Regions from separate parts of the Mus musculus genome. Here region 2 is linked to region 1. A link is a loop called in an ENCODE intact Hi-C map of the cell type or tissue named here. Cell type or tissue: gastrocnemius. All regions are shown on one strand. Links, peaks and the distances in the headings refer to the core of each region. The heading gives the core; the rest is flanking DNA. Region 1 holds the start of Recql5 (RecQ protein-like 5). Region 2 holds the start of H3f3b (H3.3 histone B).

The links. Peaks named below come from ENCODE experiments on the same cell type or tissue, not always from the same donor. Only the 100,000 strongest peaks of a DNase experiment are listed, where the experiment ranks them.
Region 2: a loop joins it to region 1, with 5 times the contacts of the local background. A loop is called at or near these places in 4 of 42 quality-filtered maps.

The regions. Positions count from the first base shown.
Region 1 is chr11:115,929,311-115,944,564 of GRCm38, reverse strand. Recql5 (RecQ protein-like 5) reads left to right here and starts at 11,073. Exons shown (of 19, transcript NM_130454.2): 1 at 11,073-11,776; 2 at 13,767-13,888. The coding sequence starts at 11,647. Sap30bp (SAP30 binding protein) reads right to left here and starts at 10,906. Exons shown (of 11, transcript NM_020483.3): 1 at 10,784-10,906; 2 at 9,090-9,199; 3 at 6,508-6,555. The coding sequence starts at 10,889. Gm39474 (a long non-coding RNA gene) reads left to right here and starts at 1,759. Exons shown (of 2, transcript XR_880317.3): 1 at 1,759-2,444; 2 at 3,661-4,693. In gastrocnemius, for the core only: no CTCF peak of the experiment used is centred there; a DNase peak (open chromatin) is centred at 11,017; H3K4me3 peaks cover 2,454 bases; H3K27ac peaks cover 1,262 bases.
Region 2 is chr11:116,011,894-116,027,147 of GRCm38, reverse strand. It overlaps H3f3b (H3.3 histone B), which reads left to right and starts at 2,644. Exons shown (of 4, transcript NM_008211.3): 1 at 2,644-2,769; 2 at 3,129-3,266; 3 at 3,370-3,523; 4 at 3,613-5,187. The coding sequence starts at 3,139. The coding sequence ends at 3,741. It overlaps Galk1 (galactokinase 1), which reads left to right and starts at 14,429. Exons shown (of 8, transcript NM_016905.2): 1 at 14,429-14,634. The coding sequence starts at 14,470. In gastrocnemius, for the core only: CTCF peaks have their summits at 6,316 (motif pointing right) and 8,826 (motif pointing right); DNase peaks (open chromatin) are centred at 2,994, 3,548, 6,994 and 8,854; H3K4me3 peaks cover 2,631 bases; H3K27ac peaks cover 968 bases.

The DNA.
Region 1 (15,254 bases), core at 7,255-15,254:
ATTTATCTTAAAAACTGGGTTTTGTTTGTAATTTTTAAATTTAAGGTTGTTTGTTTCTTTGTTTGAGATAGTGCCTCACTCTGTAGACCAGCTAACCTGTATTTTATCATGTAGTCCAAGCTGGCCTCTTAGTCATAGCCATGAAGGATCGCTTCTGCCTCAGCCTTCCGAGTTAAGTTATGGGATTACAGCCTTGACAGACTTAAGGTCTAAGTCTTACTTCTCAGGGTTTTCTAAGAGCAAAGCAACAAAGGACACAAGTGGCCAATGGGGGCGAATGGAGCACGGTCACAGCTCCCTCCAGTCACCCTGTTAGACTGCAGAGCCCTGACTGGTGTAGACCTGTAGCTCTGTAGACCTGCACAGGCCACAGCAGACCCGGCAGTCTCCATCTGGGTGGCTGACAGAGAACAGACTTCACCTGGGGTGCTGTCCCCATATAACTGCTGGCGGCAAATGTTCTTCCCAAGGTTCAGTTAACAATGAACTCCTGGGAAATAAGCTCTTCACACACCTTTCACTTCCTAGGCCTTTGATTCAGATACTTCAAGAGAGCAACAGTACGGGCAGGAGAGATGGCCCCATGGTTAAGAATCCACACTACTCTCGCAGAGGATCAGAGTTTGATTTCTTGCAACTAAGTCAGTCAGCTCACAACCGCAGGAAACCGGCTCTAGGGCACCCAGTGCTGCCTTCCGGCCTCCAAGGGTCCTGTGTTCATGAGCACACCACCACCACACACACAATTACAATTAAAAATACAATTTGAAGTATCACTGCCTATTAGTAATAACTTGGGACTGCCCGATACGTCCATCCACACACATTCTCAACATTCAGCAACCATGAGCCCCAGACCACTTCAGGATGGAGGCCGAGAGCCACTGGCATGGCTGAGCTGGGCTCCTGAGGGCACAGGGGACTTCCATCTCCCTCAGCCCAATTCCAAGACCATCTACCACTGCAGTTTCAACCCATGCAACAAAGCACCCAGCATCCTAACGTAAACAAACAGGCTGCAAGATGCTGAAAGCTCTCAGGAAACCTTCAACAAGATACCTCACACACCATCTGTTTTCCCAAGCAGCAGGGGAACTGTGAGAAGTGCAGTGCTTATTGTTTGCAGCTAAGCTTTAAGACAGAGAACCTTGAAGCACTTCTTTGTCTAGGAGTTATGTGAACAAAAGTACTGAGCTCTATGAGCTGGGTGTCTTCACGTGTGTACGTGTGTACGTGTGTGTGTGTGTCTGTGTGTGTGTGTGTGTGTCTCTCTCTCACTCGCGCGCGCGCACACACACACACACACACACACACACACACACACACACAGCTACACTGAAGGCTGGATAGCCCGGAGTGCTTCACTTCACCTGGGGAGCTCCTAGCTCCCTCTCTCCCTCCCTCCCTCCCCTCAAAAGACCCTGCAAAGTGGCCATCACAGTCTGCTGAGCTGGGTGAGGTGGTGGGGGTGCCTGGGCCCTACAGATGGAGGAAACCATTCTTTAGTTACCAACTCCCTCTTCAATCTCATCATTTTAAATCTTGTGACAGGGTCTGACTGTGGAGTCCCCACTGGCCTGGAACTCACAGATCTACTAGCCTCTGCTGGAATTAAAGGTGTGTGCCATCATGTCCTGCCAAATCTTATCTTTTCTTTTCTTTCTTTTTTTAGGACAGGGTTTCTCTGTATAGCCCTAGCTGTCCTGGAACTCACTTTGTAGATCAGGCTGGCCTCGAACTCAGAAATCTACCCGCTTCTGCCTCCCAAGTGCTGGGATTAAAGGTGTGCGCCACCACCACCCGCCTCTGCCAAATCTTTTCTAAGGCAGGGTTTTGCTGTTTAGGCTAGTTTGGCCTCAAATTTGTGACCCTCCTGCCCTATCCTTCTGAATTAGCCACCACACCCAGCTTGGGCTCTAAGGATTTTAAGAATGTTTTCTTTGATTTAACTGGGATCATACACACCTCTTTCAAAAATGCCGCAATTATTTCCCCTACTCAATGTCAGCACCTAGAAAGGCCGGGATTCTTTCCCTACCACAGAGCCTGGACCAAAGACCCCAGGGAGCTTACAAGCCCAGGCCCTCCCTGACAGCTGGCAGCAGGCTGCTTGCCCCTTCTTGTTCCAGGTCATCCGTCCCTGCCTGTTTTCAATGGAAGGTCTGCCAGGGACAGCAAATGGAGACACCTCTATCCACGGGAACTGCAGGAGTGGAAGAAAAATAAACAAGGAAGAACGTTCCAGAGCTATGGAGGCAAAGTGTGGACAGAGGACAGCGGCATGTGGGGAGCTCACACACCAAGGGCAAATGGACAGAGGCACACTGGAGCCACTGGGTACAGTGCTGTCAGAGGACTGCCACAGTTAGTCTGATGGTTTCTAGGACAGCAGCTCCCCCTTCTGTGGAGTGATCACAGCACATAAGGCCAGACTGCTTACTGAGGTGAGACTAGACGCCAAGAGAAAGCAAGCATGGGTTAGAAGCACGCAGGTGTTTAGATTCTCTTGGCATACCAAGTTGCCTCCCCTTCTCTGATTTGTAACTCGGGCCTTTCTATCTCAGACTGAACGCTTCCATACAGGTGGATCTGGAGTTAGCGTCTCATTCAACTTCAGTGCAGGAGACTGCACCCAGGAGCTACTCCAGGTGTCAGAGTGGCAAAATTAGGTCCCAGTGCTCCAAAGGCTGAGGCAGGAGGGTGGGCAGACTGAGGCCAGCCTGTGCTACAGTGAGACCCTGTTTCATAGAGCAAAGTAACAGAAGCAAGGAGATCGGTCGTGGGCAGAGACACTTGCTGTACCAGCCCACGACCTGCACTCAACCCCAGAACATATGCAGAGGAGAGAAGTGGTTCCAGAGTGTTCTGTGGCCTCTGCATGTGCACATGCACACACATGCCCTGCCTCCACAGCTACACACACACACACAATAATAACAAAGGTTTAAAACATAAAGAAAGTAGCAAGACAATCAAAAATGCCATTTCTAGTCTTGGCACCTTTTTGGTTTTTTGTTTTTTCGAGACAGGGTTTCTCTGTGTAGCCCTGGCTGTCCTGGAACTCACTCTGTAGACCAAGCTGGCCTCAAACTCAGAAATCTGCCTGCCTCTGCCTCCCAAGTGCTGGGATTAAAGGAGTGGGCCTCAGCCTTTTTTGTTTCTTTTACTTTGGTTTTTTGGAGACAAGCTCTCACAATGTAACCTTGAAACTTGTTCCATAGAGCAGGCTGGCTTAAGCTCATTAAGGTCCACTGCCTCTGTCTCCGGAGCACTGAGATTAAAGGTGTGTGCACTATGTTAGCTTGCTAACAGCAGCAAGAGAATTCTCAAGTTTGCCCTTCTCCCGTAACCTCTCCTCCCGGGGAGTCTCAAACCCTCTGGGGATTTGTCCAACCTCAACACAACCCATAAACTAGAACATTAATGACAAATCCTTTTTATTTTTATTTTTAATTTTTGAGACAGGGTTTCACTGTGTAGGCCTGGCTGTCCTGGAACTTACTGTGTAGACCAAGCTGGCTTTACATGCATCTAAAAATCTTCTACAAAACAGTGAGATTACTACCTTATGAATAACTCAAACCATTTTGGCTAGAGATGACAGAAAAGTCTCCATTGTATGACAGCAAACCTCTCCCATTTAGCTCTGTGCTGTTTCAGGTCTGCATCTGGCTGTCACTGCCTTCCCTCCCAGCTTTCACGCACCACAGCATGCCTGCCTGCCCGCCCTCTCCGAGCCCTCACCTTTATGCCTGCTCCTCTCACCACACTGTGGCTCCAAGCACAGGCCTCGCCATTCTGTAGTCAACGACATCGGCTGACCAGCCTGGGAAGTGAGTAGAGGCACCTGATGCTACCAATCGCAGGCACCCAGCACTACTTTAACCCTCATCAAACGAAAGAGGCAGATTTCATGATGATGCTCATTTCCCAGAGAAGAGAAACCGAGGCTCTGGTCTGGTGTTGTGAAGTCATCCATGGTAAAAGGCCTACTGAAGTGTTGAGAGACACACCAGAGGTTGGGCATTGTGGCTTGTGCTTGGGAGGCTAAGGCAGGAGGATCACAGAGAATCTGAGAGGAGCCTGGAATACCGGGCATTGCAGGCCAGCCTGGGCTTCAGCCTGTGAGACTCTCTCAAAAACAAAACAGCTGGGAGTAGTGGTGCACACCTTCAATCCCAGCAGAGGCAGACAGACCTGCTGTACAGATGAGTTCCAGAACAGCCAGGGCTACAGATACAGGCTGTCTTGCAGGACACACACACACACACACACACACACACACACACACACACACAGTAGAACAGAGCAACTGTTTTAGCAAACTACCAATTGAGTTTCTGAGTGTTCACGTAGTTGCATGCATGTGTGTGTTGCCTGCACGTGTGTACATGGAAGTCAGAGATAGGAGTCTGGGACCCTCCTACATTGCTTTCCACCTGATTGTCTGAGATAAGGTCTTTCATTGAACCTGGAGCTCTAAGGCTCTCAGTCTACATCCTGCCCTATGCTGAAGTCAAAGAGTCTGCATCTCAGTTTAACTTCTAATACCAATATATACAATGAACAGAAGCTCCTTGGGATCTGCATTTCTAAGTTGTCTCATGAAACCAAATGTTTTGAGAACCTCTACATAACCAGTTAAAATTAGATCCTTAAAAGTAGAGAGCGCCATCTAGTGGGTAGACGGCCATGGCGCAACTCATTAGCTTAACAGAAGATAAACTACAAGACCTGCTCTAGCAGTATGTCCGTCCTCTTAGAATTATTCAAATCAAAAGTTTAGAACAACAAAATCCTCTCATATAAATCCAACAGAGCTGGGGAGATGGCTCAGAGGTTAAAAGCACTTGCTGTTCTTGCAGAAGACTCCAACTCCTAGTGCACACCTGACAGCTCACAATCAACTCTAAACTCTAGTTCCAGAAAAGTGACACCTCTTCTGGCATCAGTGGACACCCGTGTGTGTGTGTGTGTGTGTGTCCCCTGTTCTTTATTATCTGCTCTTCCAGAGAGCAGTAAGTCTTTTGTGTTCCACAGGGCTGCCTATCTCACAAGGATGTACCTTTCCTCAAAAATTTGCTGTTGGCTCCAGCTGCATACGTAGCAGAGGATGGCCTAGTCGGTCATCAACGGAAGGAGAGGGCCTTGGTCCTGTGAAGGTTCTATGCCCCAGTATGGGGGCTGCCAGGGCCAGGAAGTGGGAGTGGGTGGGTTGGTGAGCAGGGGGAGGGGAGAAGGGATGGGGGTTTTCAGAGGGGAAAGGGGATAACATTTGAAATGTAAATAAAGAAAATATTTAATAAAAAATGACGTTAAAAAAAAAAGCTTTTGCTGCTGGGATCACAGCACTGAAGAAGGGGTGACAGCCAAGTGCATGCCAACTTCTCTAGGTGGCCTTTAGTTTTAAGCCATAAGCCTGCCCCATGCTCTCCTGCCAGGCCAGTTCTTAGCCTGGGTTTTTTACTCTGCACAGAAAGTCGTTTGCACCTGGTTTCTGGGCTCCACACTGTCTACTCCTGGCATCCTCGGTAAAACACATTCCGAGTCTTCTGCAGCCTTTCTGAGTTTATACCAATGGCTGCACGGCCATATCTGAGGATGGATAGCTCATCTGATCTGATATATAGCTCATGCTATATATTCAGCAGATACACTGCCCCCTTTCATAGTTCACATCTATGAATTCAAACAGCTATGGGTTTAATTTCTTCTTTTAAATTGCATCTGTGTTGAACGTGAAATTTTTTTTTAAATCGTTTTCTGAACAATACAGTGTAACAATAATTTGAGATAATCTGGAACTAGCAGGGGGAATTATATTAACCTGTGTTATATATGTATAAGTCATATGTAAATATACCATTTTAAATAAAGACTGTGAGAAGCTCTGGATTTGCATATGTACAGGGCATGAAGGTGGGGTGTCCTGGAAACCCAATCACCCATAGATCATGAGACTACTGTTTTATATTACTACCAGGCTTAAGTCTCCTAAGTTTCACTTATGCAACCTTGAAGATTTTGGCTTATTTCAGAGCAGCTTGCAACGGTGAGATGTTGTATGTACTCCTCCAAGGGAGATGTTTGCAGTATAAAGCACGATTCTGAGAAAGGTACCTTTCCAAGCACTGGGCCTCCATTACCACAGGAGCATTAGGACTGCGACAAGAGCCACTGCTAATTACTCTCAGCTGCTTCTGGACAGACCTATGAGAAGGAAGGCTGCTTCAAAAAAGACCATGTGCGTGTGTGACTAGCACATACCTGGGAAAACGGGGCCAGACTTAAGCGTGTATGGATTATAGGACCCAGACTGGCCTCTTGTGGTTTTTATCTCAAGCCTCAGGAATTCCTAGTGGCCTTAAGGGTCTTCATTAAACTGGCCTGATCCCACTGTCCATTCTGTGTGCTAGTGGGACAGATCCTGACCCCACATTTGACCTGAGTCAGAATGTTAAAAGCCTTGATTGAATCCAGCCACCCGCCACAGCCAACACCAAATACCTTTGGGTCATCAGCCTCAGGTTTTTCAGTCTCTGAATCGTCATCTTCCTACAAGACAAAGAATTTAGAGGATTAAACTTAAAAGGAGTGGGCCTGGGTTGTCTTACACACATAACCAGCGGTTGGAGTAAACAGACTGTTTTCCTAGCTGGAGTCACCCCACCAAGAACCCTTCCCTACCACACAACCCAGAACTAGAGAAAGAGAAAGGAAAAGGAGACATTCTGGAGGGGGTGGGGGATCAGCAGCTCAAAATCAGGGTGCCATCATCTACATCAGTGAAAATTCCTGAAGGAAATTGTATAAAGAGAGGGAAGATGCAACATGTTCTGCAGTTATTAAAGCCAAGGTTATGAATTCTCTTACCACTTCTACGTTTATACCCACAACCACCACACTGCTCAACAGTTAGGTGGCACCTAAAGTCAGAAGCAATGACAGAAAGGTGGGCATCAAATCACCAGATCAAGCGACCAGAAGAGGGGGGAACTAAAGGGCGAGGGACAGCCTTTTGGGATGCTCACATTACTGCCACTGATCCACTCTTCTCAGCCTTCTTTACTCAAAGGAGATCTGACTGAGTCAAAACCATGGGAGTACTGAACTCTCCAATGTAAGCCCACAACTCCATAAGGTCAAAAGCTAAGAAGCAGATGGGAACCACTTACTAGACTTTATCCCAAACACAACATGGCACTCCAGATGTTAACACAAACAAACTATGCCTCGATGGTTCTTAGACAAGTGCCCTGGGCGGTGCCAGGGAAGCAAAAGCTTGCAACGCAATGCCACCGACAGAGCTCTCTCAAAATGGAACCAACTACACAGTCAAAGATGGAGCTTGGCAGAATGCTCAAATAGTCCCCAGTATCGGCACTGGGGTTTCAGGAGAGGTTTAAAAACAAAACTAAAATATCATATAGCTTGAATATGACAGAAAGTAGATGTGGGTTAGTATTTTAAGAACACACATGCAAACATACATACACACACACACACACACACACACACACACACACACACACCACACACATGCACGCACGGAAAGTCAAAAAACTTAACAAAGCTTCCTTCCTTCTAGCTAAGGATGACCTTGAACTTGTAACCCTCATTTCATGCTGGGTTACAGGCTGTGAACCACTATGGCTAATAGCTGTAGTTGATGCTGGGGAACAACTCTCTGGCTTTACCCCTACTACACACACACACACACACACACACACACACACACACACACACACTCCAGTTTCCACAAGTTTTTTTAGCAATTTTACTCAACTCTGCATTATCACTGATGGGTGGGATAAAGGCATGAAGAATTCTCAAAAGAGAATACAAAATACATTCTGTGAAATGTTTTATTTGCTGTTGTTTTTATGTGGTACTGGGGAATCAAACCCAGGGTCCTGCGAATGCTAGGCAAGTGCTATCGATGTACCACTGAGCTACATCCCCAGTCCTTATTTTTACTCATTTGAGACAGGAATATACTCTTGAATCTTCAATCTTCTTGCTTTAGCACCTGAATGCTATACATCTGCAGGACCTGGACCATTAAACCTAGTTTAAAGAACATTCTCGTGCTAGCCTTTACATATCAACACATAACCAAAAACCCCAAACAACAACCTGAAGAACAAAATAAAGCTCGCTGTGAGTGTTTCAGTGAATGCTGCTTTTACTATGCCAGATTCAAGATCCAAATTCAGTTTTAGATGCCTTTTTGTGCTAAACAACAGCCTGGATTTCCTTGCCTCTTTCCCTTCCAGACTTTAAAGTCCCAAGTAATACTGCTCAGGTCGCTGTCCGCCATGAACTGCTCCTCCTCTTAACAAGGACACAGTCCTCCTGTCTGTTACCCGCACCTACTTAACTCCAAGGAAGTTCTGGAAGAACCAGGGGACGCTGACAAAAACACCAAGTGGAACATAACCAAAGAATCAAAGTGTGGATGACAGCAGCAAACTTCCCTTCCTTACCTTGTTACAAAGTGAAGCACTTGAATAAACCCCAACCGAGATTAATACAAAGTTGATTACAGATATGTAAGTGACACACTAGTTAGGGCAAACACATTTATAAAGTGGGAAGATTAGCTAAACTCACAAAGCAACATAAAATACCCACTGACACTAAGGTTATGAAAAGTAACCAAGCTAGGCCTAGTGCAACATGGTTATAACCCCAGCTCTCAATAAGCTGACCTAGAGGATCTGGAGCTCAGGGGTAAAAGGTTTGCCATCAGTTTGGGCTTCATAAGACCCCATCTCAAAAATGCAAAACAAAAGACCTCCTTCCAAAAGCTCAATTCAAAAGCTAATACAATGTGGTCCAGGTGAAAAAAAAAAAAAAAAAAACGACTTAACTTTCAAAAAGAGCTAATACCACCCAACCAATTCAACTTTTTTCTTCTTTCTGTGGTGCTGGGGATCAAGTCCTTGACATGCTTAGGCAAAGCCCTCTCCCATGAGCTACATCCTCAACGGGTACCAACTGATTCCAAACCAAAAGGGAAAAGGGACAGAGTTGACCATGGAATGGAAGAGTGTTTCAAGAGCTCTGGGTCTGGAAGATTTACCCACCGACTGCTTACTGTTCTCGTCCTCCTCTTCTTCATAACCATCCTCATCACCCCCTGGGCGAGAGAAGTCATCTTCTCCATAGGCGTCAGATACCAAACCACCTTTCTCCTCTGAAAGAGGAGAGAGAGGGGAGAGGGGGAGAGAGAGGGAGAAGGAGAGAGAGGGGGAGAGGGGAGAAATGTAAAAATGTTTCTGAAAATTGAATGGCCAAGATTATTTCTGAAGATAAAAAGGGAACCTAAGTCTCAAGTAAGTGGCTATAGGCCCAGATTGAATTTGTACTTAGGAAGAACAATTTAATACCAGGGGTTGGGGTTGGGAATTTAGCTCAGTGGTAGAGCTCTGGGTTCTGTCCTCAGCCTGGAGGTTGGGGGGGAGGAAGAAAAAAAAAGGAAAGAAAGAAAAAGAAAAGACCAGGGGTTGTGCCAGGAATGGCGGTGCACACCTTTGAACCGAGCACTTGGGAGGCAGAGGCAGGAGGATCTCTGAGTTCTAGATCAGCCTGAGTTCCAGGACAGTCAGGACTAGAGGGAGATCCTGTCTCAAAACAAACAAAAACAGGGGTATTGGAAGATGACTCTTATACGAGTGCATAATGTACAGGGTTTGGTGTCCCATGCTTTTAATTCAAGCTCTCTGGAGACAGGGCCAGGCAGATCTCTGTAAGTTTGACAGTTCAGTTTCCAGTACCCACATCAGGCAGCTCACAAATGCCAGTTTCAGAAGAGCTGATGCCTCTCTCTGTCCACCATGGGCAGAACTCACATGCAAGGCCCACTCCATATGTACAGATGTATATGAAAAGAAAATCAAGCATTAAATTCATGTTCTAATATTTTCAGGACAGGCTGGGGAAGTAACAAAGTAGTGGGATGCTTTCCTAAGAGTGTAAGGCCCTGGGTTTGGTTCCCAGCAGTTCCAAAGGTTGGGGAACTATTACATGCTGTTGGCCTATTAGGGCAGTTAAAGTCTTCTCCTCTTTGAACCAGCCCAACAGGTCGTTTAAACTCCTGTTTTGACATACCACACACATCTCTATCTTGTTTCATGTGCAACCTCAAAAACGCCTTCTATGCACAAGACTGTCTTCCTCATTGTTTTGCCCCTACTTTGCAGATAAGAAGACCCAAAGCTCTGGTATATCAGGTAATTTGCTTCCTTCAAGAAATCTGTTCCCTCTATGCTTCGCAGTCTGAGGGCAACCGATAGGCTTTTAAAACTCACCAAACAACAGAATCACCCTACCGCCTTAAAAGGCTTGTCTAGCATATTCTATGAAAAAGCCCAGAATTATGCACTTAGGAGAGATGCATTTTTAAAAACTCTAGGGCAGACTTAGAAACGATTCCTTAAAAGTTACCAACTTAACGAAACACAAGTTTTACTATCCTCCAGGTACATTTCACTCCTCTCTTCCCCATCAAACAACGAGACAGTGATGTCTCGACAGATGCGTACCCCCCTTGGTCCACCCTCTGGCCAGCATGACGCCTTGCGTAGAGGATCGCAGAAAGAGAGATCACTCGTACTGTAGTAGAGGTTCTAATGCTCTGTCTGACCTAGGACATCCACTGCGCTTTGGGGTTCCAAGACCCGATACCTGGAGCACAAAGAGCATCTTCTCCCCATGCCCCGCTAGAGAGGTAGCATTTGGTAACCATAACAGACCCTCCCCTTTCCAGCTCAAGTCTCACCAGTCGCTCCGCCTACAGCGTCGACTCCAGTTTCGCCATCAGATTCAGGGTCTGAATATTCCGCATAAATTGCAAGAGACGACAAAACATTTTTCTTCCCCGCCATCTTACTCCCACAGCGCGGTGTGGCTCAGGCCTATGACTCATAAGCCAATTTAGGGGCGAGAAAACCAACTTCTTCCGGATCCCAGGAGACTCCGCGCCCGAATGACAACCAATCAAAAGGGCTGTGTCTGGGCATGGCTCCGCCCCCATGCTCAGCTCTTGGAAACGTCATCAGCACGGGACGGAAGTAAGGTCTTGCGGCTTCTACTTCGCTGACTTCTCGGGCGGTTTGGCTTCTGAGTTCGAGTTAGGGAGTAGTGTTCTTTGGAAAGCTGCAGAGCCAACCGAAAAGAGCCTGGGGTCTGACATCTTGGAGAGCATTTGTCTGGCAAAGGGCGAGAGCTGTTGACTTGGGGGCTCAGAGGAGGAACGGGGGGTCGGCGTCCTTGATGAATGGTATCTATGGCTTCGCTTCTAGAACAAGGACCCTAGAAAAAGGATTCCAAGTTCTCTGGTCGACTTTGAAGACGTTTGTGGGCTTTGTTGTGGTCCGATTTGTAGCTCTGTCCACCTGACCTGGAAAGTTCATTGTTTTTATTTTTATTAAAGGGAGAAGTAATGTTAATCCCTCAGGAATGTATTGCGTGAAGCAATTCAGCCTTCACTTTTACTGCTGGGGAATGAGATATTTAAGTGTAACATAGCAGCTTACTCGGCAGGAGAAACATAGGCTATATTTTAACGTGGAGCAGAGGGTTTTTTCGGGATTGCCTTTGCCCACCTTTGCGTTAACCTTTTGGCTGCTGCTTTTTGCAAAGATGAGCGCCCGTCCTTTCTCCACTCCCTTCGACCGGGAGCGGCGAGTCCGGAGCACCCTGAAGAAAGTCTTTGGGTTTGATTCTTTTAAAACACCTTTACAAGAGAGTGCGACCATGGCTGTAGTGAAAGGTAACATACCAAGCTACCTGTTTTGCAGACTGCTGGCGGTACCGTAGTAGCTCTGTGGCACAACACCCTCTTAACTTCCTACCTCCTCACCCTTTGGAAATCTTTGAAAACCACTGGTTTGGAATTCTTTCGTGACCAAAGCTAGTGGGTATTTGCTGGGAATCTATTTGTTTATTGATGGTCTATGTAGCCCTGGCCGGCCTGGAATTCTCTATATACATCAAGTTGGCCTCAAATTTGAGCCGGTCCTTCTGCCTCTGGATTATTAAGTACTGGTATTACAGGTGTGGGCTATCATAACCTACAAATTTTGGACAGAACCACTCACACTTCTGGTTTTTTCATAGCCAGACTGACAGTCTGTCTTTGACTTCTGTTCCTAGATTCCCATTCTTGTCCCTGTGCAAGTAGTAGCAAAAGTGGCAGTAGTGCTTAATCTTGTCAGTGACCTAGGTAATCATTTCCTTGAAGAGCGAGTAGCTTGAGTTCCAGGTAGAAAAGGAGAGACTAATAACACTGTAAGCTGGAGATAGCTTGTCCAGATGGGAGCAGCAGTGCCACCAACAGACTTATTAACAGAGGACTGAATGATTAGCCTTGCATATCTACCCCGGTGTAACCAGTACTCTGCTTCCCTGGATGTGTCTAATCCAAATAGTCATATCCTAGTGGCTCAAGACTACTCAAGCCTTGTTTTGATTTGTTTTTTTAAAAACAGGTTCTCACCATGCAGCTTTGGCTTCTTAGATAGCTCAGAACTAGCTATGTAGACCAGGCTGGCCTCAAATTTCCAGAGATCTGTCTTCCTCTACCTATACCCCCCCCCCCAATACTTTCTTACTTTTTGGTTTTTTTGAAATGCAGTTTCTCTCTGTAGCCTTGGCTGTGCCGGAATTCACTTTATAAACCAGGCTGGCCTGGAACTCAGAGATTCTTCTGCCTCTGCCTCCTGAGTGATGGCATTAAAGGCGTGTGCCACAACACCCAATGAATGCTCTGTTTAGAACTTTTTGTTTGTTTTGCTTTTACTACCTTTATTTAAGTATTGGTAAGGACCAACGGTGAAAGACTCCCAGACTCAATTTAGATTGTAATTAGCCAAATTTAGTAAAGCTGTTGGCAGGGCCACAGTCTCTAACCCAAATCAGAGACATGCTTCACAGAGGTGGGTGAAGAAAGGCTTTTAAAGGCAAAATCCCCAAAAGCTGCCAAGATTAGATAGTCAAGGTGACCTCTAAATAGTCCTTGAATATCTGCATAAGCAAGTTACAGAAGCCACAAACTGCAGCTAGTCACAGCATAACAGGCAGATGGTCACAGCTGCACGTTTCTGAGCAGAGTCAGGGAGTCAAGGTTGATGGAAACTTATCTTCTAGAAACGTGAGTCAGAGACAGATGGGTACCTAGCACAAAATGGAGTTTCTTTAGCCATCACAGTATCACTGTTAGAAGCAGTTTCTCTGAATGTCTAGGTCTCCCAAGGCCCTTTGCATAGGAAGAGTGGGGAAGGGAATACATGGAAACAAACGTTATACCAAGACACTCCTGTGAATGTATGCTCTGCTAGGTGCTTTTCCTACATTCTCATTTGATTTACAACATCCAGGGCCAGGCTTGGCTAGACAGGCCTGTAATCCCAGCATTTGGAAGGCAGAGTCAGGAGGATCAAGCAAGTTCAAAGCCAGCTCAGTCAACAGCAAATTCCAAGCCAGCCACTGTTAAGTAGTGAAAATCCGTTTAGAGGGAAAAAAAAAGCCAGGCATGATGGCGCACGCCTTTGATCCCAGCACTCAGGAGGTAGAGGCAGGCAGATCTCAGAGTTTGAAGCCACCCTGGTCTACAAATTGAGTTCCAGGACAGCCAGGGCTACACAGAGAAACCTGTCTCAAAAAACCAAAATAAATAAATAATAATAAAACAAATCGCTTCTTCAGAGGTGTTAGTGGGAGAGGCAGCCAGGGTCTGCTGAAGTTCTCTGCTGTCTTTGCAGGTGCCGAGGATGTGTTTGTGTGCATGCCCACAGGGGCAGGGAAGTCTCTGTGCTATCAACTCCCTGCCCTGTTGGCCAGTGGGATCACCATTGTAGTCTCTCCTCTCATTGCCTTGATTCAGGTGAGTCTTTCGGGGCGTGAACATGAAACCCCAAAAAGATGATGAGGGGCAGGGGCGTTTTGCTTTTTTGCTTTGGCCATTTTCTTCCCCAGTTTTCAGGAAAGCATGCACTGCACCTGGGGCCCAGCCCTTTCCCTGCCCCCTCCCCATATTTTGCCCTTCCCTTCTGTTAGTTCACTTTGTCCTCTGCCAATTTTACTTTTAATTTATTTCATAAACACTTCATTCATATGCCATTACCTGTAGCTCCATCTTATTGGCTTTTTTTTTCTTTTTTTAAAAAGGCCTAAGCTTTATATATAATAAAAATAAATAAATCTTAAAAAAAAAAAAAAGCCTAGGCTGCCTTTGAATTTCCATTCTTGCTGTCTTACCTCAGGAATGCTGGGATTCTGAGTGTGTAAAATTTCCAGCTATAAAATCCCAGGCCCAGCTTGAAGAGGGGATTTTACAGCTGGAAATGTTACTGTCTGGGGCTAGAGGGTCGGCTCTGTCTAAGAGCACTTGTTCTTGCAAAGGATCAAGCAGGTTCAATTCTTAGCACCCACGTGAAGACTCAGTGCCTCAGCCACCAGGCCTCAGTGAGGTACACAGACATAAATACAAGGAGAACACACTCTCTCTCTCTCTCTCTCTCTCTCTCTCTCCCTCCCTCACACACACACACACACACACACGAGAGAGAGAGAGAGAAAGAAATTTCAGTTCTCTGTTTTGAAATTTCAGTTCTCTGTTTTGTCTTTGCCTCTTGTCTGATTTGCCTAGGTAACTATATTGAGTTTCTCTACTCCCCACATGTAGATTTCTCCACTAGTGCACATCACTGTATTGAGTCAGGGTGAATTACTGAGGTTTTGTTGTTTTTCTTTTCCTTTTTAAGGAATTGTTTATTTTATTTATATAAGTACACTGTAGCTGCCTTTGGACACACCAGAAGAGGGCATCGAATCCCATTGAGCCACCATATAGCTGCTCATGAGCTCAGGACCTCTGGAAGAGCTGTTACTGCTCTTAATCATTGAGCCATCTCTCCAGCCCTATTTTTCTTTTTTTTGAGACAGGTATTACTGTGCAGCTCTGGCTGACCTTTGAGTTCCATATGTAAGTTAGCCTTGAATTCACAGAGGTTCTCTGGCTACCCCCCCCCTCCATCTCCTCACCCCTATGCCGGATTAAAGGCATGCTGCCACTTCTGGTTTAGAGGTTCCTTCCTTCTGTTATGGTCCCCAAAAGTATTCGGCTATATCTATGCATGCATATACTCCCTCTCCTGGGTGGGTAGTTGAGGAGTTGATATGGGGACTTGATATTCTATTCCATTTTGGCATAGTACAGGGATGTGCAGCAGAAACGAGATGGAGAAACT
Region 2 (15,254 bases), core at 2,937-10,936, 87 kb before region 1:
TTCCAGGACAGCCAGGGCTATACAGAGAAACCCTGTCTCTAAATAAATAAATAAATAAATCTTTTTTTTTTTTAAAGAAGAAAGGAAGAAAGAAGGAAGGAAGGAAAGGTGTGTTAGCACAGGGCTTTAACCACAGCACTCAGATCCCTGAGATGGATGGATGGATGGATGGATGGATGGATAGATAGATAGATAGATAGATGTGTCAGCCTCAGCTACATGAAAACCTATCTCCAAAAACAGTAACAGCTTAGGTCTAATAATTAAAGCTGTATGGTACTTGTTAAGAGGACTCCAGAGCCAAGTGTGGGAGATCTCACAATCTCATCCTTTGGAAGAATGAGGCAGGAGGATAGTCACAAGATCAAGATATACTGGAATACATAGTGATTTTCAGGGTAGCCTGGGCTACAGAGTGAGACCCCTGTCTCAAAGGGAAAGGAGTAGGCACATGTCCTCACTGACACATCTGAAATCCCAGCACTCTGGAGGCACCAAGGCAGGAAGATGGGGACTTGCAGGCAGTAGGTCTCACTTTTCTGGGCTTTGACTGGTAACACTTAGACTTGCTTTGTTGTCTTATATTTGAATATTTCATTATACTGATAATTCATTAAACAAGATAAAGACTGGGATTTTACAGGGTTTCTCTATGTAACCCTGGATGTCCTGGAACTTGTTCTGTAGACTAAGCTGGCCTCAAACTCAAACTTGCAACCGCAATCCCTGTCCCCAAAAGTGGTATTTTTATAATGCTGGAGACATAGCTCAGCAATTAAGAGCACTTGTTGCTTTAGCAGAGGACCTGGATTCAATTTTCAGCATCCACATGGTGGCTCACAACCAACCGTAAATCCAGTACCCTATTCTAACTCCCACGGGCACCAACCAGGCAAAACATTCAGACATCTTTCTAAAATCTGTCAGGTTTTTGACATAAGTAATAATTACCAAATATTACACAAGGACACCCATTTTTTATATTATCTTCTCCTTATGGACATGACACCCTCTTGAGGTTGTTACTCTTCCGGTGTATTTATTTCATGCAGTCGAATTAAATAGTTCAAGAAATATACAAGCAGGTAATTACTACTTCTTTGGTTGGTTTTTTTTTTTTTTTTTTTTTTTTTAAAGATTTATTTATTTATTATATGTAAGTACACTGTAGCTGTCTTCAGACACTCCAGAAGAGGGAGTCAGATCTCGTTAGGATGGTTTTGAGCCACCATGTGGTTGCTGGGATTTGAACTCCAGACCTTTGGAAGAGCCGTCGGGTGCTCTTACCCACTGAGCCATCTCACCAGCCCCCTTTGGTTGGTTTTTAAGACAGAGACTCACTAAGTAGCTCTGGCTATTCTGTAATTTCTATGTAGACCAGGTTGGCCTCAAAGCCACCTGCCTCTGTCTCCAGGTTGCTGGGATTAAAGAAATGTGTGTGCCAGCATGCCTGACAACTTCTTATTAACTCTAAGTACATTGAAATAAAATATTTTGTGATGGCCTGAATTAAACATGCAAAAATAGGTATTTGTTGTTTTGTTTTGAGACACGGTCTCCCTGGGTAGCTTTTGCTGGTGTGGTCCTGCCTTTAAACTCACATGGCTTTGCCTGCCTCCAGAGCGCTAGGATGCAAGGAACAGTCCCCTTTTGTTGTTTTTTGTTTTCTTGAAACTGTTTTATATATCCTAGACTGGCCTTGACTTAAGTAGCTGTGAATGACCTTGAATTTTGGATCCTGATTCCATCTCTGATATTACCTTCATGCACCTGGAGCTTGGTTTATGTAGTCCTGGAGAAAAAACAAACAAACCAGGATTTATAAAAGACAAGATCTCTGTAGGTAGGTCTGCTTGGCCTGGAACCCCCCACCCCCTGTGGATCAGGCTGGCCTCATGTTCACAGAAATCTGCTTGCCTTTGAGCTTCCTAAAAGCTGAGATTAAAGGCCTGCAGCACCACCCAACTCGGAAATAATTTTTTTGAATTTTGATTCTTTGTGTCTATTACCCTTCCCCATCAAACAATTGCTTTATGCTTTAGAATGTGTATGCATTTACAGTGCACAAAACACTATATGCTGTAAGATGACTGACTGGATTACATTTCTCATACTATATTAAACGATGAAAATTACAGAAAGTAAATTATTCAGGGAATAATTTCATCCTACATTAAAATAATAGTAATAATTACTATTATTATATTTACGCAAAATCTCTCTAAAATGGTCTCTTGATGCAAAAAAGTCGTAGACTCTTGCCGACCCAACTTTCTTAAATTCCAGGAGACTAGTGCAATTCATTTGCATTGACTTTCTATTGTAGAGCTTTGGAACCAAGAGAAGGATCCAAACATAGCTCCATTTTATCCAATCAGAAGAGCTCCCTAGTGCTAAACTCTGATTCGTCTGTTCCTCTTTGCATCCAGCCAATCCTGAAGCAATTGTAACAGCCAATCAGTGGCCTGAACACCGGCCAATCAGGAAACGGCCCCGAAGTACGGCCTTTGTGTCGGGAGATGTCAGCGCGTCGGCGAAAGCTCCCGCCAATCGAAAAAGTCGTTGGTGTATGCAAATCAGGGTTCTGTGACGCACTGACGCAGCGTGCAGCGTCTCTATAAATATGGAGGCGTCGGGGGGCTTGGAGCGCAGAGCGGTTTGGTCGTTCGTTGGTGGAGTATCTGCCCGTTCTGCTCGCCGATTGCGGCTCTTGTTCGAGCGCTTCCAGCGTCGCCTCGGTCTCAGCAAGGGCCCCAGACTCGGCTTTGGGTGAGTTCGCGGCTCTGCCGGCGGCCGGAGCCTCCCTGGCTTTTAGGACCGCGGTCGCTGGCAGCCGACGGTCTGGTCGGTGAGGCAGCCCGGGAGGTCGAGTTCGGTCGCGTTCCGCCACCTCCGTCCTGTCTGCTTCCCGGTGGTGACTCACAGGTCCCGCCGCGGTGTTTCCGGCCGCCCGTGGAGCGGGAAGTTGCTCCTCCCCGCGCTCCCCCTCCCGGGGGAGGCCGCAGCCCGGCGCAGCCTGAGTCATTAGGGGAGGGGGAGGAGGCGGCGGCCGCCATCTGCTGCGGCGAGGAGGGGCGCCTGGCAGCCGGAGCCCGGTGACCTGGCCTTGAACGTCGCTTGTCTCGCAGGTGAAAAAAAATGGCCCGAACCAAGCAGACCGCTAGGAAGTCCACCGGTGGGAAAGCCCCCCGCAAACAGCTGGCCACCAAGGCGGCTCGGAAAAGCGCGCCCTCTACCGGCGGGGTGAAGAAGCCTCACCGCTACAGGTAGGCAGAGGGCTGGGAACAATGACTTGGCCGCCGGCTTGCGGGCGGGCGCTCTCTCCCTTCTCCCTGACCGTTGACGCCTTCCTTCTTCTGGTGACTGCAGGCCAGGGACCGTGGCTCTGAGAGAGATCCGTCGTTACCAGAAATCGACTGAGCTGCTCATCCGGAAGCTGCCATTCCAGAGATTGGTGAGGGAGATCGCCCAGGATTTCAAAACCGACTTGAGGTTTCAAAGTGCAGCCATCGGTGCCCTTCAGGTAAAGGGACAAAAGGCTTGGTGGCACTCGGGGCGGCGGCTTGATTGCTCCAGTAGGAGTGTTAATGCTGTTGCTCTTGTCCTCAACAGGAGGCTAGCGAAGCATACCTGGTGGGGTTGTTTGAAGATACCAATCTGTGTGCCATCCACGCCAAGAGAGTCACCATCATGCCCAAAGACATCCAGTTGGCTCGCCGGATACGGGGGGAGAGAGCTTAAGTTGAAGCGGTTTTTATGGCATTTTGTAGTAAATTCTGTAAAATACTTTGGTTTAATTTGTGACTTTTTTTGTAAGAAATTGTTTATAATATGTTGCATTTGTACTTAAGTCATTCCATCTTTCACTCAGGATGAATGGGAAGAGTGACTGACTGTTCACAGACCTCAGTGATGTGAGCACTGTGGCTCAGGAGTGACAAGTTGCTAATACGCAGAAGGGATGGGTGATACTTCTTGCTTTTCATGATGCATGTTTCTGTATGTTAATGACTTGTTGGGTAGCTATTAAGGTACTAGAATTGATAAATGTGTACAGGGTCCTTTTGCAATAAAACTGGTTATGACTTGATCCAAGTGTTTAACCATACATCACTGTGATAGAATGTGGGCTTTTTCAAAGGTTGAAGATACAAGTTTTAGCCACAGTGTAACAGTTTCCTTTAAAAAAAAAAAAGTAAACCTGGCAGCTATAGAATACACTATGTGCATTTATAATAGCTATTTTATATATTGTAGTGTTCAACATTTTTAAATTAAATGTTTTACATTCACAAGTGGTGGGGAGTCTTGTCATTAAGGTGTGTGTAATTTAGTCCAGTTGGTATTTCCTGACTAGACTGCATTTGTTTTTAACAGTAGAAAAATGCTATGCGTATTAAACCTTGCATAAGTCCTCATTCTACCACATGTTCACTAACCCCTGACCCTCTGGCTGGTAACACAACACTAACGGGGATTTTATTTATAAGGGCTCTAGAGTAAAATAACAAGCTATTCACACCAGCATCATCTATTACTAATCTAGTTAGTGCAGCTTTTCATTGTGTTTGGTCTTAGGCCTAGATTGAGTTCGGTTTCGTTTCTTTTTAATCTTTAAGGGGGAAAACTGTACAAGGTTTGTTTTTCCTTGTAGAGTTTATAAACATGGGAGTAAGAACACAGCTTCAACTTCTTGGACCTCTGCCAATGAAGATGGGTTAGGTTACACCTGGTTACTATACTGGCAAAATCCCTTTTATAGAGATGGCCTTCAAGTGGTTTTTAAAAGTATCCTATTGAAGTTTTTAGGTCAATTATGTATGTTGACTAAATTTACAAATAAACTTGTTTATTCAACTAAGTGTCAAACCTAAATTGAATATACAAAGCTTTTAATACATATGGAATCGAGATTCCTAGATTCAGCTATTTGCTTGGTAGAAAAGGCTAAAGTACAGAAAGCATTTGAACATCCAATACACTCTAAAAATGCAAGTATTTGCTGACACAATTCATGAGTCTGACAAAATCTGCTTGTGGTTCATGGGTGGGCTTAATAACTACAATACATGTTTGTTCCCATGGTTTTAGAATATTTGAAATTTTAAGTTTGCTGTTTTGGATCTTTCTAATAGGCCTTACAAATAAACTAGTAAGTTTGGAGTTTTTTTCCTGGGGAAACAGTTTCTCTGTAGCCTTGGCCACAACTCCCACTGTAGAGCAGCAGGTTGGCTTCAAACTCAAGATCCATCTGCCTCTAACCAGTACGGATTTTTTTCTTTACATATAGTTGAATAATCGTTGAGCCCCTTCTAACTACGAGTCTTCCTACTTCTCTGTGTATTTGGCGACTCATTGATAAGTCACATTGCTAAGGAGTGCTAGTGTGCATAAATATAAAAATGGACCCGAGTCTATTCAGCAAGGCATTCTAGTGAAGCTTTAGTAGCTAAAGAAGTGTAAGAGTTTGCATGTATCCCAGACTGGCTTACCCTTCTCAGTCTCCTGAGGAGAAGTTACAAGGTGTGTACTGCCACACCTAGAACTTTAGGTCCCTTTGGATAAGTATGTACCTCAATGGACATGGTATTAATTAGAAGGGGCAGTAGCATAGTCTAGTACAATGAAAACAGTTCTGACCACATTGTTTTATGTTGGGCTGAGTAAAGTCTGAGGCAGCCCTGAGCGACTGGCTTGTTGAGTTGCTACCTATAGTAACCAAGTCTGTGGCTTGGAGCATGTTGGTTATTGGAAAGTCTGAAGGTAACTAAACTGCAACTTAGGCTTAGACAGGGCCTAAGCATGGTTGTCTTTGGTCCTAGACAGTTGTCCTTGGACTGGGATCTAATGAAAGGGAAAGTTGATGAGTTTTTTTTTTTTGTTTTCTTTTTTTTTTTAACCTCACAAAATGCTGAGGGAAGCTTTGTTCCTGTGTGTGTAGTATGGTCTCCCCCGCAGCACTTTCAGTAAAGAGGTGGACTGAAGCCTGCAGTGGTGCCCACACCTTTAATCCCAGCACTTGGGAAGCAGAGGCAGGTGGATTTCTGAGTTCAAGGCCAGCCTGGTCTACAAAGTGAGTTCCAGGACAGCCAGGGCTATACAGGGAAACCCTGTCTCTCTTGAAAAACCAAAATAAAATAAAATAAAATAAAAAGTTAACTGCCTATATCTGGCAAATCAGTAGAAGTGAGCTTTTGGTGTAAGGACAAATGTCCAAACCAAAAAAAAAAAAAAAAACAAAACTGGCTTCAATGGTTTATATTGGCTGCTGTCTTCAAACACACCAGAAGAGGGCATCAGAGGCTGGACAGATGGCTCAGCAGGTAAGAGCACTGACTGCTCTTCCAGAGCTCTTGAGTTCAAATCTCAGCAACCACACGGTGGCTCACAACCATCTGTAAAAGGTCTGACACCCTCTTCTGGGGTGTCTGAAAACAGCTACAGTGTACTCACACATTATAAATAAATCTTTGAAAAAAAAAAAAAGGCATCAGATGCCCATTTAGATGGTTGTGAGCTACCATGTGATTACTAGAAATTGAACTCAGGACCTTAGGATGAGCAGTCAGTGCTCTTTTTTTTTTCTGGTCCCACTAGCAGGCATATTTTGTTTCATAAATAAAACACAGCAGGAGAAGGCATCAGATGCCCATTACAGATGGTTGTGAGCCACCATGTGGTTGCTGGGAATTTAACTCAGGACCTCAGGAAGAGCAGTCAGTGTTTTTAACCGCTCTCCAGCCCTTCCTTTAAATCTTAACTAGGAATATGGCCTCAGTGTCTACCAGTAACTGATGAGAGATGGAGAGGAAGACTGGGTGAGCCTGGTTTCTGGCCTACCACTTTGGAGTGCAGATGTTGCCTTCAAAAGGTTCACAAGCTAGGCCATCCAGTCAAGGTTTGCTTGACTCCACTCTTGTCCTCAGGCACTCAAACTGGTTGGCCAGTGGCTGGCCAAGAAGTGAGGTACCAGAGGCAGGACACGTCCAGGAGTGGCCAGTGAAGAGCAAACCATGCCCTTAGCCAGCTGTCTGCCTTTTCACTTCCTAGAGATCTTGAAAACACATTTTTGCCTGGTGGCAGGCATCCAGACTTGAGCCTGAAGATCTGGAACCAGGTAGAGGGGCAGAAGGAGGAACATAGGGCTGGAGAGATGGCTTAGCGGTTAAGAGCACTGACTGCTCTTCCAAAGGTCCTGAGTTCAATTCCCAGCAACCACATGGTGGTTCACAACCATCCGAGATGAGATCTGACACCCTCTTCTGGGGTGTCTGAAGACAGCTACAGTGTACTTACATATAAATAAATAAATAAATAAATAAATAAATAAATAAATAAATAGGAAAAAAAAGAAGGAGGAACATAGCAGGACATAGCTGCTGATTAGACAAGAAAGAAAACCCATGGTCTGGCCCTTCAGTGTTTGCTTCACTGCAGATTTAACCTTCCACTGAACAGGGCTAATTCCAGCCTTTCTGCAGCTGTGCATAAGAACCTAGAGTATCCACTTTGGTTACTCTATCTTTAACCCTCCTTATGAGCCCTTGGGGTGAGAGTATTGTCACCTCACTAAATGAAACAGCTCACTTCTTTCTGCACCTTGCTAGGGTCTTTATTGCATCCCTCCTGCCTTCATTCCAGTGGTGGTTAAACTTTCACTGGGTCCCTTTCTTAGGGAGATGTCCTCCCCATGGGCTACTCCATCTGCACGGGCTGACTTCTGGTCCACATTTTGGCATAAACAATTACAGCTACTGTCCCATGGGCAAAGTTAGGAGAAAAAGACAACCCAAATCTGTAGCAGTGTGGAGAAAACTGAGGCTGGATTTTTGTTTGTTTTTTTTCCAGTTCAAGACGGTTTCGGGCTGAAGAGATGGTCCAGAGTTCAATTCCCAGCAACCATATGGTGGCTCTCAACCACCTGTAATGGGATCTGATGCACTCTTCTAGTGTGTCTGAAGACAGCTGCAGTGTACTCATATAAATAAAATAAATCTTTTTTAAAAGGGGGAGGGAGTGCTGGAGAGATGGCTCAGTGATTAAGACCACTGACTGCTCTTCCAGAGGTCCTGAGTTCAATTCCCAGCAACCACACAGTGGCTCACAATCATCTGTAATGAGATCTGATACCCTCTTCTGGTGTGTCTGGAGACAGCGACAATGCACTTACATACATGAAATAAATATAAATATATCTTTTTTAAAAAGTGGCCAGGCTGTGGTGGCGCACGCCTTTAATCCCAGCACTCGGAGGCAGAGGCAGGTGGACTTCTGAGTTTTTGAGGCCATCCTGCTCTACAAAGTGAGTTCCTTCCAGGACAGCCAGGGCTACACAGAGAAACCCTGTCTAGGAAAACCAAAAAAAAAAAAAAAAAAAAAAAAAAAAAAAAGGATGCTGTTTTTGTTTTGTTTTGTTTGTTTTTAGGTTTTTTTTTTTTTCCGAGACAGGATTTCTCTGTATAGTTTTTTGTTTTTTTGTTTTTTTGATTTTTGGTTTTTTTCGAGTGTTTTTGTTTTGTTTTTAAAAAAAGATAGGGTTTCTCTGTGTAGCCCTGGTTGTCCTGAAACTCACTCTATGAACAGGCTGGCCTTAAACTCAAAGCTTTGCCTGCTGCTGCCTCCAAAGTGCTGAGATTAAAGGTGTGGAGCATCACCACCGTCTGGCTCTGTGTGTGTGTGTGTGTGTGTGTGTGTACCACTGCCCAGGCAGTTGAGGCTGTTATGAGCATTCTGGACCTGGGGATTGGTTCTTTCTCCATTCAGTAGTAGGTCTGGGGAATGTGAAAGCTGCAGCCTCAGTGAGTGTCGTGGGAATGTCTGATAAAGGGTCAGAAGATGGCGCTGTCCCTCCGGTCAAGCCAGAACTTCATGTGATGTGACCCAGGTTGTCCCATTCTCACTCTAGCACCATGCCACTTAGAGCAGTGGCCAGTCTTAGCCCAGACACACCTCAAAGTAGCATTTCCGCCACCCATCATTTCTCTTCCCCACAGAGAAAGCTAGGCGGCTCTGGCTCTGCAGGTACTATGGGAGAAGCAAGAGGAGAACGCTTCGGTGAGGCCTGGCTGCTGGAGGAGCTAGATCGTGGATGATCTGGAAAGGGTACAATGGTGGGACAGGAGGCAGCGACGGATCTCACTGGCGTAAAGAACCCGCCTCCTGGCTTTACTGACTTCTTCCAGATGTGGGGCGTCTGCCCCATGGGCACTGGGGTCTCTTGTTCTCCACTGAGGGGAGACTAGCCTTTGCATCTTGGCCATTTTGTAGGCAGAGCAAAGACTGCAGCAGCCTTCAGTATTCCTGAGGCCAGGATGGCAGAGAAACCATGTCTCAAAAAAAAGACAAAAAAAGGGGGTGGGGTGGGGAGAGGGGCTGGAGAGATGGCTCAGAGGTTAAGAGCACTGACTGCTCTTCCAGAGGTCCTGAGTTCAATTCCCAGCAACCACATGGTGGCTCACAATCATCTCTAATGGGATCTGATGCTCTCTTCTGGTGTGTCTGAAGACAGCTACAGTGTACTCATCATATATAAAAAAATTTTTTTTTCTTCGAGACAGGGTTTTTCTGAGTAGCCTTGGCTGTCCTGGAACTCACTCTGTAGACCAGGCTGGCCTCGAACTCAGAAATCTGTCTGCCTCTGTCTCCCAAGTGCTGTTATTGAAGGTGTGCCACCACTGCCTGGCCCAAAATCTTTTCTTTTTTTAAGTATTTATTTATATATAAGTGCACTGTAGCTGTCTTCAGACACTTTTTCTTCTCTCTCTGGCCCTGCTCACTTAGGCCAAAAAAAAAAAAATCTTTAAATAAATAAATAAATAAATAAAGCATTGGATCCCATTACAGATGGCTGTGAGCAACCATGTATTTGCTGGGAATTGAACTCAGGACTTCTGAAAGAGTAGTCTGCCTGGCGGTGGTAGCGCACGCCTTTAATCCCAGAACTTGGGAGGCAGAGGCAGAGGCAGGTGGATTTCTGAGTTCGAGGCCAGCTTGGTCTACAAAGTGAGTTCCAGGACAGCCAACAGCCAGGGCTACACAGAGAAACCCTGTCTCAAAAAAAAGAAAGAAAGAAAGAAAGAAAGAAAGAAAGAAAGAAAGAAAGAAAGAAAGAAAGAAAGAAAGAAAGAAAGAAAGGAGGAAGGAAGGAAAGAAAGAGGAAGAAAGGAAAAGAAAGAAAAGAAAAAAGAAAAGAAAAGGGAGGTGCTGGTAAGATGGCTCAGTGGTTAAGAGCACTGACTGCTCTTCCTAAGGTCCTGAGTTCAAATCCCAGCAACCACATGGTGGCTCACAACCATCCGTAATGAAATCTGATGCCCTCTTCTGGAGTATCTGAGGACAGCTACAGTGTACTTACATATAATAAATAAATAAATCTTAAAAAAAAAAGAAAAGAAAAGAAAAGGGAGGCCCAAGAGATGCACATTTCGTTCAGAAGGGGCAAATAATCCTTAGCGGCCTCTAGGTAGTCCCGCTCTGCGCTGCACGCTCTGGTGACGAATGGTTCTGTGTGCTCTCACCCCTTAGCTGTGCTGACGTCAGTTCCTTGGCCAGCAGAGTGGAGGCAGACCTTGGAGATGTAGTATCCAAATTAAGATGCTACCTTCCTACAGTATTGTGACATCTGCCAAGGAAACAGGAGGGAGAGTCAAAGGTCAAAGCACACTTCCTTCTGAACAAATTTCCTTAACAAGACAGAATCTAAAAGGGAGTAGGGCCCCTCTATATAAGCTTGTTTAGCCTGGAAACTCACCTCGTAGCCCAGGCTGGTCTCAAACTCGGATTGATTGGTATTACTCAGATTAAAGGCATGCCACAGTCTTAGTTTTTACTTATTTGTTTGTTTGTTTGTTTGTTTGTTTTTGCGACAGGGTTTCTCTGTAGCCCTGGCTGACCTTGAACTCCTTCTGTAAACTCAGAGATCTGGCTGCTTCTTGTCTCCAGGGCTGGGATTAAAGGCATGCACCCCTAGGCCATGCTTGACTATATACTTTTTTTTTTTTTTTTTTTTTTTTTTTTTTTTTTTTTTTGAGACAGGGTTTCTCTGTGTAGCCCTGTCTTCCTGGAACTCACTCTGTAGACCAGGCTGGCCTCGAACTCAGAAATCCACCTGTCTCTGCCTCCCAAGTGCTGGGATTAAAGGCGTGTGCCACCACCACCTGGCAACTCTATATTTTCAAGGCCACTCTCAGTGGCATATTTCTTCTGGCCAACTCCACCTCCTAACTTCATAACCTCCTCCAAACAATGCTATTGAACGGAGAGCAGGTACTCAGCTATGTGTGCATATGAAGGCAATTTTTCACTCAACTCTCCATGGAGCATATGTCTGTAATCTGAGCATTTTGGAAGCCCAGTCAGGAAGATTGGGAAGTTCAAAGCCAGCCAGGCAGAGGTGGCACAAACCTTTAATCCCAGCATTTAGGAAACAAGAGGCAGGCAGGTCTTTGAGTTTGAGGCCAACCTGGTCTACGGAGCTGGTTCCAGGACAGCCAGAGCTACACAGAGGAACCTTGTCTCCTAAAACCAAACCCAGCCAACTAAAACAAAAAATAAAAAATAAATAAGGACAGACATGGTGTTTAATCCCAGCACTAGGGAGACAGAAGCAGGTAGATGTCTGTGAGTTCCCTGTGACTCAAGACCAGTCTGCTCTACATAGTGAATTCCAAGTTTGCCAGGATGAGAGATCTTGTCTTGAATTAGCCTTGAACTCCCAAAGATCCACTGGCCACTGCCTTCTGAATGCTGGAATTTAGGTGTTTACCATCACACCAGATGTGTGTGCGTGCACATGTGTGTGTGTGTGTGTGCTAGTGCGCGCATGTGTGCTTGAGTCAGGGTCTCACTATTGTAGCCCTGTTAAATAAATTTTTAAAAAAAGTTTTAGACCAACCTGGGTAACACATTGTGCCTAAAAACTAAGATCCCCATTCCTCAGCAAGCATAGGGTGTAATTAGATCAGAGGAGGTCAGGTTTGAGACTGTCTGCCTCCCGACCAGATGGTGGGAGCCTCCAGGCCTTTTATCTTTCTGGCCAGTTGCACAAAGGAGAGTCTAATAATGCCAGCTGAATTAATGGAAGTCTGATAACGAGAGCAAACACTTAATCCGCGCTCCCAAGTATCAGGTGCACTGCTGGGCACTTTAGACATAAAGGAACCAATCACAGCAAAGAGACAATCACAGCCCTATTGCAGAAAGGAGCAGCTGAAGTTCAGCCAGGTTGAGTCTGTGACCCAAGGTCCACTCAACAGAATTGTGGGCTGTTAGATTTCGAACTGAGCTGGGTAGAGAATGTGAGCAGAGACGGGGCCGCTGCGTCCAACTCTGACACAACAGCACGGTGCCTTGGAGCTGGTCGTGGCTTCTGACTTTCGTTTCAGACAGCCCCAAAGGTCACAAGACTTGCCTTTTGTTTTGAGTTATGCAAAAAAGAAAAAAATTGCTGTATTGAAGTGTATTCAAAAACAGGCTGTCAAAAGAAATTAGTCAACAGGATTTGTTATTGTTTGGATTGTCCGTTTTCCTGACCCAGGGTCTTACCTAGTAGGAGCTAGCCTGGAATTCACTATGTAGCTGAGGGTGACCTTGAACTCCAGATCTTCTGCCTGTCTCCAACTCTTGAGTTCTGGGATTAAATGTATATGCCGCCATACCTGGCTAGGATTCCTTAGTGTTTGCCTCTTAGATGCTGGGAATACGGGGATTTATCAAAGTCCTCCAGCCATCCTGTCCCTTCAGTCCTGTCTCTGTCCCAGTCCCGTTCCCCCTCCCCATCCTTCCTTATCCCACTTGAGACAGGGTCTCACTGTGTAGCCCTATGTAAGGTACCTTGGTCTTGAATTTGCCACAACCCTACTTCTGCCTGCATCTGCCTGCTTCTGCTTCCTGAGTACTGACCTGTGCTATTAGAGCTTGCTTCTTTCTTTCTTTCTTTCTTTCTTTCTTTCTTTCTTTCTTTCTTTCTTTTTTTCTTCCTCTCTTCCTTCTTGTTGATTGTTTTGAATGCCGCCTTCTTCTTCTCCTTCTTCTTCTTCTTCTCCCTCGGCTGTCCTGGAACTCACTCTGTAGACCAGGCTGGCCTCTGAACTCAGACATCTTCCTGCCTCTTCCTCCCAAGTGCTGGGATTAAAAAGCTGTGTGCCACCGTGCCTGGCTCACATACTGCTTTCTTTTCTTATTTTCTTTCTTTTTTTTTTTTTTTAGAAGATCACACCTTCTTTTTTTGTTGTTTTGTTTTTTTTAAAGATTTATTTATTATATGTAAGTACACTGTAGCTGTCTTCAGACACTTCAGAAGAGGAAGTCAGATCTAATTACGGATGGTTGTGAGCCACCATGTGGTTGCTGGGATTTGAACTCAGGACCTTTGGAAAAGCAGTCAGTGCTCTTAACCACTGAGCCATCTCTCCAGCCCCACATACTGCTTTCTTGATTTACATGTCTTTTGTTAACAAAACCTGTTTATTTGTTTTCTAGACAGAATCTTAGCCCAGACTGGTTTCAGACTGCCGCTCCTCCGGCCTGAGTCTCCCATGTGCTGAGATGGACTACTATGCCTGGCTTGGAAATTATTTAATTTTTGAATAAGATAGTACATTTATTTGTGTGTTTCTTTTGAATGCATGTGCTCTCTACCACTGAGCTACACCCCCTACCGTTCTCCACTCTTACTGTCTTACATTTTAGTCCTTCTGTTAGAAGGTTTCACACAAGGTGACCAGGAATAGCTAGGAATCCAGGCAAAGATTTGGGCCAGCATGAAGGCTTTAGATGGTCATGTCTCTGAGACCAAGGCTCTTGTGGAGGAAGCAACTGCTAGGGGCCAACAACATTAGCCATCTTTGCAGTAGCCTTTGCGTCATCGAGGAGTGCCTGAGCTTGCTTCCTGCCGGCCACTGGATGAGATGAACTTCAGTCCTCCATCGCCAGGAGCCAGAGAAGGAGCCTGTAAAAGGCTTCGAACCTTGGCTCTCCTTGTTTATCCCTAGACTGTGTACCACATCATCCTGTTAGAGACATGACCGACCAGGGGCTGACGACTTAGCATAACTTCGCTAGATCCTCTGGGACACTCAGCTGTTCCTGTTGCCAGCTCGTGTTGGTGTTGCCCTGGCTGTGTGAGGGATGATGATGATGGGGATGGGAGCGCATTAAGAGGCTCCAGGTTCAGGGATGGATGGGAAGTTCAGATCTCCATTTGTGTTAACTGCTACTCAAGTGGGAGCCCCAAACTCCTGCTAGGACATCACCGAAGATACAAGTTGCAACCGAGTCTCTTCCTCCAGCTGTCAGCTGCCGCGTTGGCTTGCGCTGGAGAGCTAAGTTTGGACCCCGCTCTGCAGGTGGGATGGGCGGGGCCGTCGTAGCGGGGGCGGGGTCCCGCGAAGGACAGGAATGTAAGTCCGCGCCACGTGGCTCCGCCCCCAGCATCCCGCGGGGCGGTGCGCCCAGCTGCAGACGAGCGTCATGGCTGCTTGGAGACCGCCCCGGGTCGAGGAGCTGCTGGCCGAGGCCCGCCGGGCCTTCATGGAGGAGTTTGGAGCCGAGCCGGAGCTGGCAGTGTCGGCGCCGGGCCGCGTCAACCTCATCGGGGAGCACACGGACTACAACCAGGGCCTGGTGCTGCCCATGGTGAGGGGCCGCATTGGGGACCCTTCCTTGTGTGTGCTGGCCCGGCCTGCGGTAGGGAAGGGCTGGCATAGGGGGCACGGGAGGGCGGGTACCCTCCGGGTGGAAGGCGGAGTGAAGCGGTCTAGCAGACGTGAGAGACCCCGGGACGTGCAGTTGTCCACGTGCGAAGACAGGAAGCCAGAGCTGGGGGGAGGGGGGCTGTGCGGTTTGTCTTCTCGAGCCCGCCTTCTGGGGGCATCGCCCACAACTTGGAAGTATGAACCTCTTAAAAATGTGAGGACCAAGGAAGCAATATAAGAGAGTATTAGGCATGGTGGCGCATTCCTAATAGTCCAGTACTGGGGAAGCTCAGGCATGAGAATTGCCACGAGTTCAAGATCAGCCTGAACTACAAAGTGAGTTCCAGGACAGCTTGGGCTGTAAGATTCTTAAAACAAGGAAAAAGAAAAAAAAGGAGGTTATTTAGCCCTCTGACTTTGATTGGGCCCACAGCACCGACCTAGACCTATGCAAAGGTAGACCTGTGTAAATGTAGCTTCCCCCCCCCCCCCCCCCGGCCCATCCCCTTGAATTTACAGAGAAAACAGTAGATCCACAGAGCACTAATGACTCCCTCAAAG